Regions from separate parts of the Homo sapiens genome. Here region 1 is linked to region 2. Evidence: chromatin loops called from intact Hi-C (ENCODE). Cell type or tissue: IMR-90. All regions are shown on one strand. Each heading gives the region's core, and the rest is flanking DNA. Links, peaks and the distances in the headings are about the cores only.

What was found. Peaks named below come from ENCODE experiments on the same cell type or tissue, not always from the same donor. Only the 100,000 strongest peaks of a DNase experiment are listed, where the experiment ranks them.
Region 1: it touches region 2 in a loop (2.7-fold over the local background); 1 of 110 quality-filtered maps calls a loop at or near these places.

The regions. Positions count from the first base shown.
Region 1 is chr1:217,124,890-217,129,600 of GRCh38, reverse strand. It overlaps a transcript of ESRRG not described here. Among named protein-coding and RNA genes, the nearest start is that of ESRRG, 400 kb to the right of the region's middle. In IMR-90, for the core only: no CTCF peak of the experiment used is centred there; no DNase peak of the experiment used is centred there.
Region 2 is chr1:216,845,696-216,850,406 of GRCh38, reverse strand. It overlaps a transcript of ESRRG not described here. Among named protein-coding and RNA genes, the nearest start is that of ESRRG, 120 kb to the right of the region's middle. In IMR-90, for the core only: no CTCF peak of the experiment used is centred there; a DNase peak (open chromatin) is centred at 2,826.

The DNA.
Region 1 (4,711 bases), core at 320-4,319, 280 kb before region 2:
GTATTCAATATTATGGATATATCACCTTTTGTTTACACATTCATCAGCTGATAGGCATTTGGGTTGCTTCCACTTTTTGGTTATTATGAATAATGCTGCTGTGAACACCTGTGTACAAAGTTTTGTTTAAACATATGTTTTCTGCTCTCTTGGGTCCAACTTTGTTTAGGAACCAACCATACTTCTTTCCACAGCAGCTACATAATTTTACATTCCCATTAAAAATGTATGTGGGATTTAATTTCTCCATTCCTCATCAACATTTATTTTCCTTTTATTTCTGATAGCCATACTAGTGGGTGTAAGTGGTAATTCACTGTTGTTTCGATTTGTATTTTCCTAGTAACTAATGATGCCAAGTATATTTTCATGTGCTTATTGACCATTTGTATATTCTCTTTGGAGAAATGTCTATTCAGAGTCTTGACGATTTTTAAATTGGGACTTTTGTCTCTTTGTTGTTGAGTTGTAAGAGTTCTTTATATATTCCGAATATTAAATCCTAAGATATAGGATTTGCAAATATTTGTATTTTCTCTTATTCTGTGGGTTTTTTTAACACTTTGTTGATAGTGCTCTGTTATTCATAGAAGTTTTTAATTTTGATGAATTCCCAGTAGTATGTTTTTGAGACTGGGGTCTCATTATGTTGCCCAGGCTGGTCTCCAACTTCTGGGCTTAAGTGATCCTCCTACCTCCGCCTGAGGAGATAGCAGTAGTTATTTTTAACAATAAAGACATTACACATCCATGAAAAGACTCAGATTAAACATAACACAAAACAAAAATTTAAAACCCAAGTAAAGAGAAGACACTTCTTTAATGCCCAATCAACTTTACCAAATGCAGATTATCAGGGAGTATGTAAAGTTATTGCTGTTCAAGAAAAGGAAACAGGTGGGGCTACACTGACCTTTTTCTTCGAAGAAGTCCTGAGTTATTCAGATAAGGTGTCTAGCCTATGAATGAGATCTTTTATCTCAGGATGACAGTAGTTATTTTTTTTTAAATTATCATTATCAAATTCATCTACCAAGAAATTTCAAATAGTCTCCTCTGTTTAAATAACATTAAGGAGCTGCCTTAAACCAACAATAACCAGGAAAATCAAAAGGTTGACAGGGTGTTTCTAATTTAGCAGTTTCTAACACATAGGCCACAGTAGTCAGATGACATGCTTGTAAAGTTACTGAGAGAAAGTTCTTGGAGTCAGAGAGCAGAGAAACTAAATCATTGCAAAACATTTTTAAGACAAAACTTAATAAAAGAGTAAGGATATCAATGGACATTATTAAATGTAAAGGCTTTGCTTATTGTTTTAAATTGGTTGCTTTTAGGTAATTAATTTATTGATTGAAAACAACGAATGCAGTGGTTTGGATGAGATCTTCATTTTATTTTAATTAGTTAGTTATTGAGTAAGAAGACTTATGGTGGACACTGGTTTGGAGACCTCCGATTTTGTCCACTAGTGGTCTTGGATCAAATTTCTGCATTTGTCATTTTATGGAGTGTGCTAATGGGCAAACCCCTGGATACTGCCTAAGTACCTGTGCACAGTGCTCTTGCGTGGCCAGCGAGCACATGTGTGGCTGTCACCTGAAAACATCTGAGGGATCCCAAGGGAAATTCTCTTTCCTTATCTGCAGAATAACACCTTTATCTGATAATTATTGTGGGGACAAAAAGGAATAACATATGTGAAAATGTTTTCTACATATGAGACATATTTATTTAAAAAAATGGAAGCTTTAGTGTGTTTCCTTTTTAACGTAGCTCTTACATTCTACCAGATATTCTCCCAAGATTTTAAAAATATTTTAAAATTAACTGAAACAGTTCCACAAAGTAGGTACTATTATTTTCCCCCATTTTACAAGTTAGAAAACTGAGGCAGGGAGTTTTTCTATAACTTGCCCGAGGTCATACAGCTGATGAGTGGCAGAGCTGGGTTTTTAAGTCAGGCAGTCTGATTCAAGAGTCCATGTTCTCAGTTACTTACCACATTATGTTGCTTAGAATAAAATAATCCAGGGATTTCAGATGAAAATCTGAATCTCTGTATTGAATCAACAAATACTTATCGAGTACCTATTATGCATTAGACTTCTCTTGAAACACTGGAAGGTCTAGCAATGCTGTGGCTGCTCTCCTGCATTCTCTTATGGCAACCATCAGCTGGAGGTGAGTTTTCAAGGCCATCTTTTGATGGGGTCACCAAACTTGGCATGATTTATTCACCTGTTTACCTGCATAAGTCCTGTCATTAATCACGTTTGTTACTGCTAACATAAGACACAGGCATGAAAAATAGCTTATAACCAAAACATATAAGCAAAAGGCAATAATAAACATAGAAAATGAACATTGTGGCACAAGTTTAGCTTTGCAAAGTTCTCTTGCTGTTAGCATTAATCACAGAGCAATGAGACTTCGAACAAGCAGTTACAATTAAGTGTTTAAAATCAGAAGAGTAAGAAACACCAACACAAAAAGCAAATGGATATAAATCAATATACCGTGAGTATAGTTGACACCCCGTAATTGGAAATCTCTAATAATTAATCTTTTAGGCAGAGATTTTTCAGTTATAGAATTTATTTCCTTATTTTATGCACAAAAGGTAAATAATAAGTAATATCACATCTATTTCAAAAGGCAGGCTTCAGAATATGCCACAAATTTGGGAAACAATCAATCCAATGTCTAATGCTTTCAAAGTATTCATGCAATGCAGTTGGGCAGTGTTCATAGCAATTAGCCTGAGTACTGTGGGCTCCAGAAAGGTCTCTTGAATGGAGAGATAATTGGATATGCAGAGTACCATATTATCATTACATGTATTCCAATGCACTCTAATTTTTTAACAATTGTTAATTATTATTGATGAGGATACTCGATTAGCAGGAACCTTCCCTTTGTAGGTGTGTCTATACCAAGCCAAGTTAATTCCTGCTGTTTGCCTACTTAAGATTAAAGAGTCTGCTTTTTGAAGATCTGGTACCAAGCAGAAGAAATATTTTAATATTCTATGTGTTGTGACCAATGTCATATAGCTTGACCCTCACCATGATTTGGCCAACAATATTTCCATAAACATGGGCCAAGTGTACTATGGGATTTGCCAGGCTTATGGCATGGGTGTATACAGCACAGTTGGTTCAGGCATTTTATCTATGTCTAAATAACCAGCAGAAAACCTTTCTGCACTGTACCACTTGGCGTGATATAATTTGTTTAATATTATAGAATGTTGAAATAACTGCAAATTTATTGATTTATTGAACAACATGTGTTAAGTATCTGTTAGGCTTCAAGGCAGGGTTTTATAGATACTTTTTTCCTACATGGTGCTACGGGGTGGGTGGGTAGGTAGCTAGGTAGGTAGCTAGGTAGGTAGGTAAAGAAACATATTTTGAATCCCACAGAGAGGAAAGTGAGGCTTAGAGATTACTGCCCATGACCGCACAACTAGTCTGGATGCAGAGCTGAGACTCAAAGCTAGGCCTCTGATAACAAGTTCAGGCCTCCTCTACCACAATATCTCTTGATCAGCTTTTCTGAGAGTGCATTCCATCCAAAACCCTATGACAGAGTGACCTGGGTTATTTGTGTAAAATGTAGAGCCCTGGGCCCTGCTCTAGAAATACTGAATCCCTGGGCCTCAGAAATTTCAATAATACCCACAAGAGGTTCTCATACACAGCAAATTCAAGCATCAGGGATCTAGACACCAAACATCTTGAAATATTTAGTTAGATTTATTTGATACTAAGAAAAGATAGTTTGAGAGGAAAGAAGAAGTTGTCTGACCACATATGATAATAATAAATACCAACATATTTTTAATGTTGCCTTACATGTTGGGATTTAAATAGATTCAAAGTGATCTTCCAGTTCAGTGAGGTTGTTCTTACTTGAGGTGTTCCATAGATATGCCATGTTTTTATCATATAGTTTTACAAAGCTGGTTCTTTGGGACCCTACTTCCATACAATATTCATTAATTTGTCAAATATTTATTAAAGTATCAAATACTATGTTAAGCACTTGAGGAAAAGAAATGACCAAAATGGCATGGTTCCTGACCTCATGGAACCAACTCACAATCTATGGAGGGAAGATGTCAACAAGTGTTTTGTCTGAAGATTTTTCTTGTAGACAAATACATTTGTGAAACAATGGATTCAACAGATTTCTTCACTATAGGATGTTTCAGAGTCTAGTATGTACTATTATGTACTGCAAATATCTGAGAGAGGACTATGGTATGTAATGTTTTCCAGATTTATCACAGCATCCTTCGTACAGACAACAACTGCTAGGTCTAGTGCTGTACAGGATACTCCAGTGAAATCCTGTGACCCCTGGAAGGCCCAGTACACTTGTGGTACTGGTATGGATATAGAGTATATTATAAAAATGGAGTCCCACTGCCCTCCCTCCCCAGTGTAGTATTGTTCTGATAACCTAGCAAGCACTGGGATCTAGGATAGGGAATGGGCAGACTTGATACAGATCAGCCCTGAGCTGTCTTCAGAGGCCCTGGAGTGAGAATTTAGAAATGGAGTGGATCCCTGGATATGTCTCTGGTCTCTTCAGCTGGGTGATGGTTAAGACAGAAGGGTTGTTTTAGCATCCTTCAGGAATTCTGAGGCCATTTTAGACCATTTGGTGTGAGAAGGGCAGCATGAGAAGGGATCATATACCA
Region 2 (4,711 bases), core at 405-4,404:
TCACACCAAAAATAATATGTTTATACTAAGAGTTCTTTAACTAATGAATTGATGTTTTCTTCTGGAGAAGAGGAAACATAATAGGTGGCATTTATTAGAAAGTATCTTCATATTGACAACATTGGTAGAAAGCAAAAATTCAGCTGTCATTTAACAAATATTTTCACCATTCATTTCTTTTGAAGAAATAATTCAAAAGGAGTGATTTTAAAGAAAATATTTATTTGGATGATGCCAATGGTTTGGCTATCTACATTTTAAATTGTGTATATATTTCTATTTGAAGTCTCAGTAAAAATATTTAGCTCATTATAGACATAATAAATGTTCTGTAAAACTGGTAAAAGAAATAAATCTTATCTTGCAGAAGTATATAAAGTGCATTACACCTTTCAGTCTCCATTTATTTAGAATGAAAATTTTAAAGTGCAATTAGAAATATTTACAATAAATCATTCACTAAAACAAGAGAGTTCATAAACTTCTTTCTGCTGAAGAAGATACCTTCCATGTGAATAGTTGAAAGAGTCATGTCCTGTTTTTAACCCAAGACATGGTCTGGGAAAACTGTAGTATAGATGGCTCAATATTACTGTTGTTTGTATAAGCTACTTCAAAGGAATCCAGAAAAAGTGCTATTGGGAAGATACTGAAATTTCTACTAAAGTAGTTGACATTTTTCAATATTTGAGGAGCGTGGGTCTTTTTATTTTCTTATTAATCTGTTTCCTATATAATCTGTATCAAGGAAAGTTTTTCAAGCAGATTGTTCCCAGTAGCCAATGCTGAAATGAAGTAGGACGAATCCTTTTGATCTCTTGGTAGTAAACTGTTTGCAGATAATACCTAACAAGGGCATTTCTGTTCGTTTGCTATCAAATTTAATAGAAACTAGTGGAATCTGAGTTCAGCAAAAGATAAATAAATAAATATATAAAAGCCTTACATAGTTTTTGAATGCATACCTTTAAATGTCGAGAGATAATGACTTGTGTAGCATTGTTATATAATGTATTTCTTGTCTTCTGTTGGGTTCATGTGACGAATTCCAGTTGATAAGCCCCAGACTCTGGAGTCAGTTGTCTGGCTAGTTATTAAGATTAAGATAAGTACTAAGAACGAAAGATACAGTGCATTGTACTACCTTTATGGGTTTGGGCCACCTAGGATTCTGAGTGTAAACAATGAATTAGTTCACCCTGACTCCTTTTCAGACCTGAAGTGAACAATGTAAATATTGGTGAAGAATGATTAGAGATTATTTTTTAATGGAAAATATATTTTAATTACCAAAAATTCTAAAATATGTATAATTGTGGCAATAAGTTTATAGAAAAGAGATTTACTGTCTCATTTTTCTTTTTATATTGGTATTCAGAAATAAGAAGATAATTATTTAATGGGTCATAGGTAGTTCATATCAGAAAGGCATTTCGTCCTCATAAAATACGCCAGGAGGAAAAAATACAAGATATTTAAGTGCAGTTAAGGGACTTTCAGATGAAGGACAATATTAGTAAAACATATATTTCTAATGCATATCCAGCGCTAGTATTACCTATTAAATGTTTCTCGGTGATTCTTCAAAGAGTGAAAAAAGTGCATGTACTGTTCTTTAAAGCTGATAGAATGTTCCAGAGGCACACCAAACAGAGACAAATATTTTCCGAAGTGCAGTCAATTATTCACACTAAATATAGTAAATATGAGCTTTGCTGCAAATTGGTAGGCAACATTTCCAGCATAGCAAAGTTTAACTGTCTATGAGATCGCTGGAGGAGTGATAGAAAGGGGTAATTTAGCAAGCATACCATAGCAACATGCTGCGCAATGTAGAGCACTGGGTAGCTATTAATTTTTGTTAATGAATTTAAAACTAGATGTATGGAAATGGTTATATGAAATGTATACACTGCTAAACAGTTAACTAGCCCTTAGGGCTTAAGTTTAATTATCTCTGTGTAAATCATTTTGAGCAGGGCGACCTAATGAGTCAAAAAAAAAAAAAGCCAAGAAATTCATATCTAGCTTTGTGATGACTGCTGAGCACAAGCCAGACATTCTAAACCTCAGGTAGAGAAAAATTTACATGTCCATGTAGGGCTCAGTCTTTCTGGTGTCTCTTCCCAGGGCTGCATTGCTTTCTTCATTCCCACCCCAGAAGCATACTTGACAGAGGAGATGGGCAAGTGCAGTGTGTACTTTTACATGTCTTTCTGCCTTTGAGTTGCCATTCTAGGTCCTTCTCAGTCAGGATGATTTCACCTCCCACCATTACCCCACGGGACATTTGCCAATATCTGGAGTCATTTTTGGTTGTCACTAAGTGGGTGGCAAAAACCATGGATGCTGCTAAACATCCTACAATGCACAGGACAGCCTCCCACAACAAAGAATTATCTGCCTCTAAATGTTTATAATCCTGAGGTCGAGAAACGCTGTCCTATACCAACATCTTGGAACAGCATTTGTTCATGATTAAAAAACATTAGCCACAGGAGACAAGAATGGAGTGTCCCTCTTCTGCTCCCTGAACATATTATTGTACACTAGAGAGTTAGAGGGCATAGCCACCGCCACTGTGTTTCTTGCCAACCAGATGCCCAATGTCTGTATTTAGGCATGGACCCCTCAGCTCAGCAGTCATGATGCTTTGATAATAGGCCATGAATGAAGAGCAGGTTCACCCAGGGTTTAATATCCATTCATATCATAGTAGAATCACAGACCTGGACATGCCCAGTTTAGAGAGAGACAATATGCTTAAGAATAATGAGAACTGCTCTGCTGACACAGGAGCCTGGACTAAAATGACTCATGGGATTCATCCTGGCTCTCATCATCTCTGGTTGGTTGCCGAGAAAGGATGTGTTGGTGTAGTTAAAAAGAAACCATGACAGAATGCAAAAAGCGTTCATACTCCCCCGAGGAAAATCATTTTGGGAATTAAAATGTATCCCTTTCCTTTCTACTCCAGTTAAATCATGGTACCTTTTGAACTCTCTTGAGAACATATTTAAATTCTTTGTCTGTTGAGAATAAAGATAGCAAATAGGTTGTCTGCCCCTATATAGTTTATTAAGTAAAACTAAAATTGCAACTTAATGCCATGTTAGAGCAGATTTATAGTGTAAATACTAAACATTACTTGAAAACTTTAGATAGGGGTCATTTATACCCTCACACATCTTCAAACTTTAATAATATAGAGCCCTAGTAGCACAAATTGTGCACGGCAGACCTTGATGTACTGTAACTGGTACTGTCAACTCTCCTTTGTGGCCTAAGCAGTAATCATAATACATGATTAACAAGCCTCTTATCTTACTCATTTTACACTAAAAAAGCAGTAGTCACCCTGCTGGTGACTGCCATTGAATTATTTACCTGGAAGGAATGTTGAGTTATCAAAGCCCTGAGAATTCAAGAAATTGTCTTTTCTTAGTTTAGTGACTGCACTGTTGCAGTACTCCTGGAAACTTGCTTTCTGCATCTGAATTAGTTTTATATATATAAATATATATACAAAAAACTATCTTTAAAGAGAACTACATAAGGGGAATGTCAAATAAAACCGAAGATTCAGGTTCAGCTTTATCTGGGCCTCAGTTTTCCTCCTTTTTGAGGAATGTTAATTGGGTCAGGATTCCTCTAAGTTAACTAAATTAGTGACTTTGTTATTGTGAAAAATCAAGCATGCAACAATATTTAAGATGAATAATAGATATTTCAGTATCTGTTACAAATGTTCACCCCTTTGGCTTAGTGATTACACTTTTATGCATCTTGAGAAAGCAATCAGAGATCTAGGCCAGGGGTTGGGTTGGCAAACTGCTGCCCTCAGGCCAAATTCTGTCCGGTGCCTGTTTTTGTGAATAAAATTTTATCGGAACGTAGTCACAGCCATTTATCTACTCATTGTATCTAACTACAGCAGAAATGAGTAGTTGAAACAGAGACCATATGGCTCATAAAGCCTAAAATACTGACTATCCGGACCTCTACAGAAAAGTTTGCCAACTCCTCTAGACAAAGACATATGTTTATTGTTTCCTTGTTTATAAGTAAAAATAACCTAGTAATTTCTTATAGGGCATTGTTAACTAAATGGCAATAAATCCCTATAGTGAAATACGCTCTCCTGTCCAAAATGGTGATCAAGAATACGTAAAGACGTGGAAATATTTTCACAATATAATAAGTGGGGGAAAACTAAATATAGTGTACGATATTGACCATGTAAAGATGTCCAAAGAGAAGAGACCAAAAAGAAACAAACTATGAAGTTGTTATTTAGGGATTTATAGGTTAAATTTTGTTCTTTTTACATGATTTAAATTTGCTACTGTGTTTTTAGAAAATTATTTTTACGATCAGGAATGAATACGGTTAAGTGGTTACTGTGACAAAGGAAAGAAAGACAAGAGACACTGGGAGCCTTCTGTAGACGATTTCCTTCTTGGTGCAATAGAAACGCAGCTTTCTTTCCCTTCCTCTCAAAGAGGAGTGGAGTGGAGACATCCTGAGTGGAGGGTGTATCACTCTTCCAGGAAAGTGGGGTCCTGTTCATTATTATTGCCAGCTGATGCTTTTTAAGTCCAGAGGTTTGCCAGGTTAGCTTAAGCCTAAGAGTAGCGACTGGGAGAATATGATGCCTGAATCTGGATGTTTTGGAAGAAAGACAAGGATAGGATGAGTTAGAAAGTTCCAG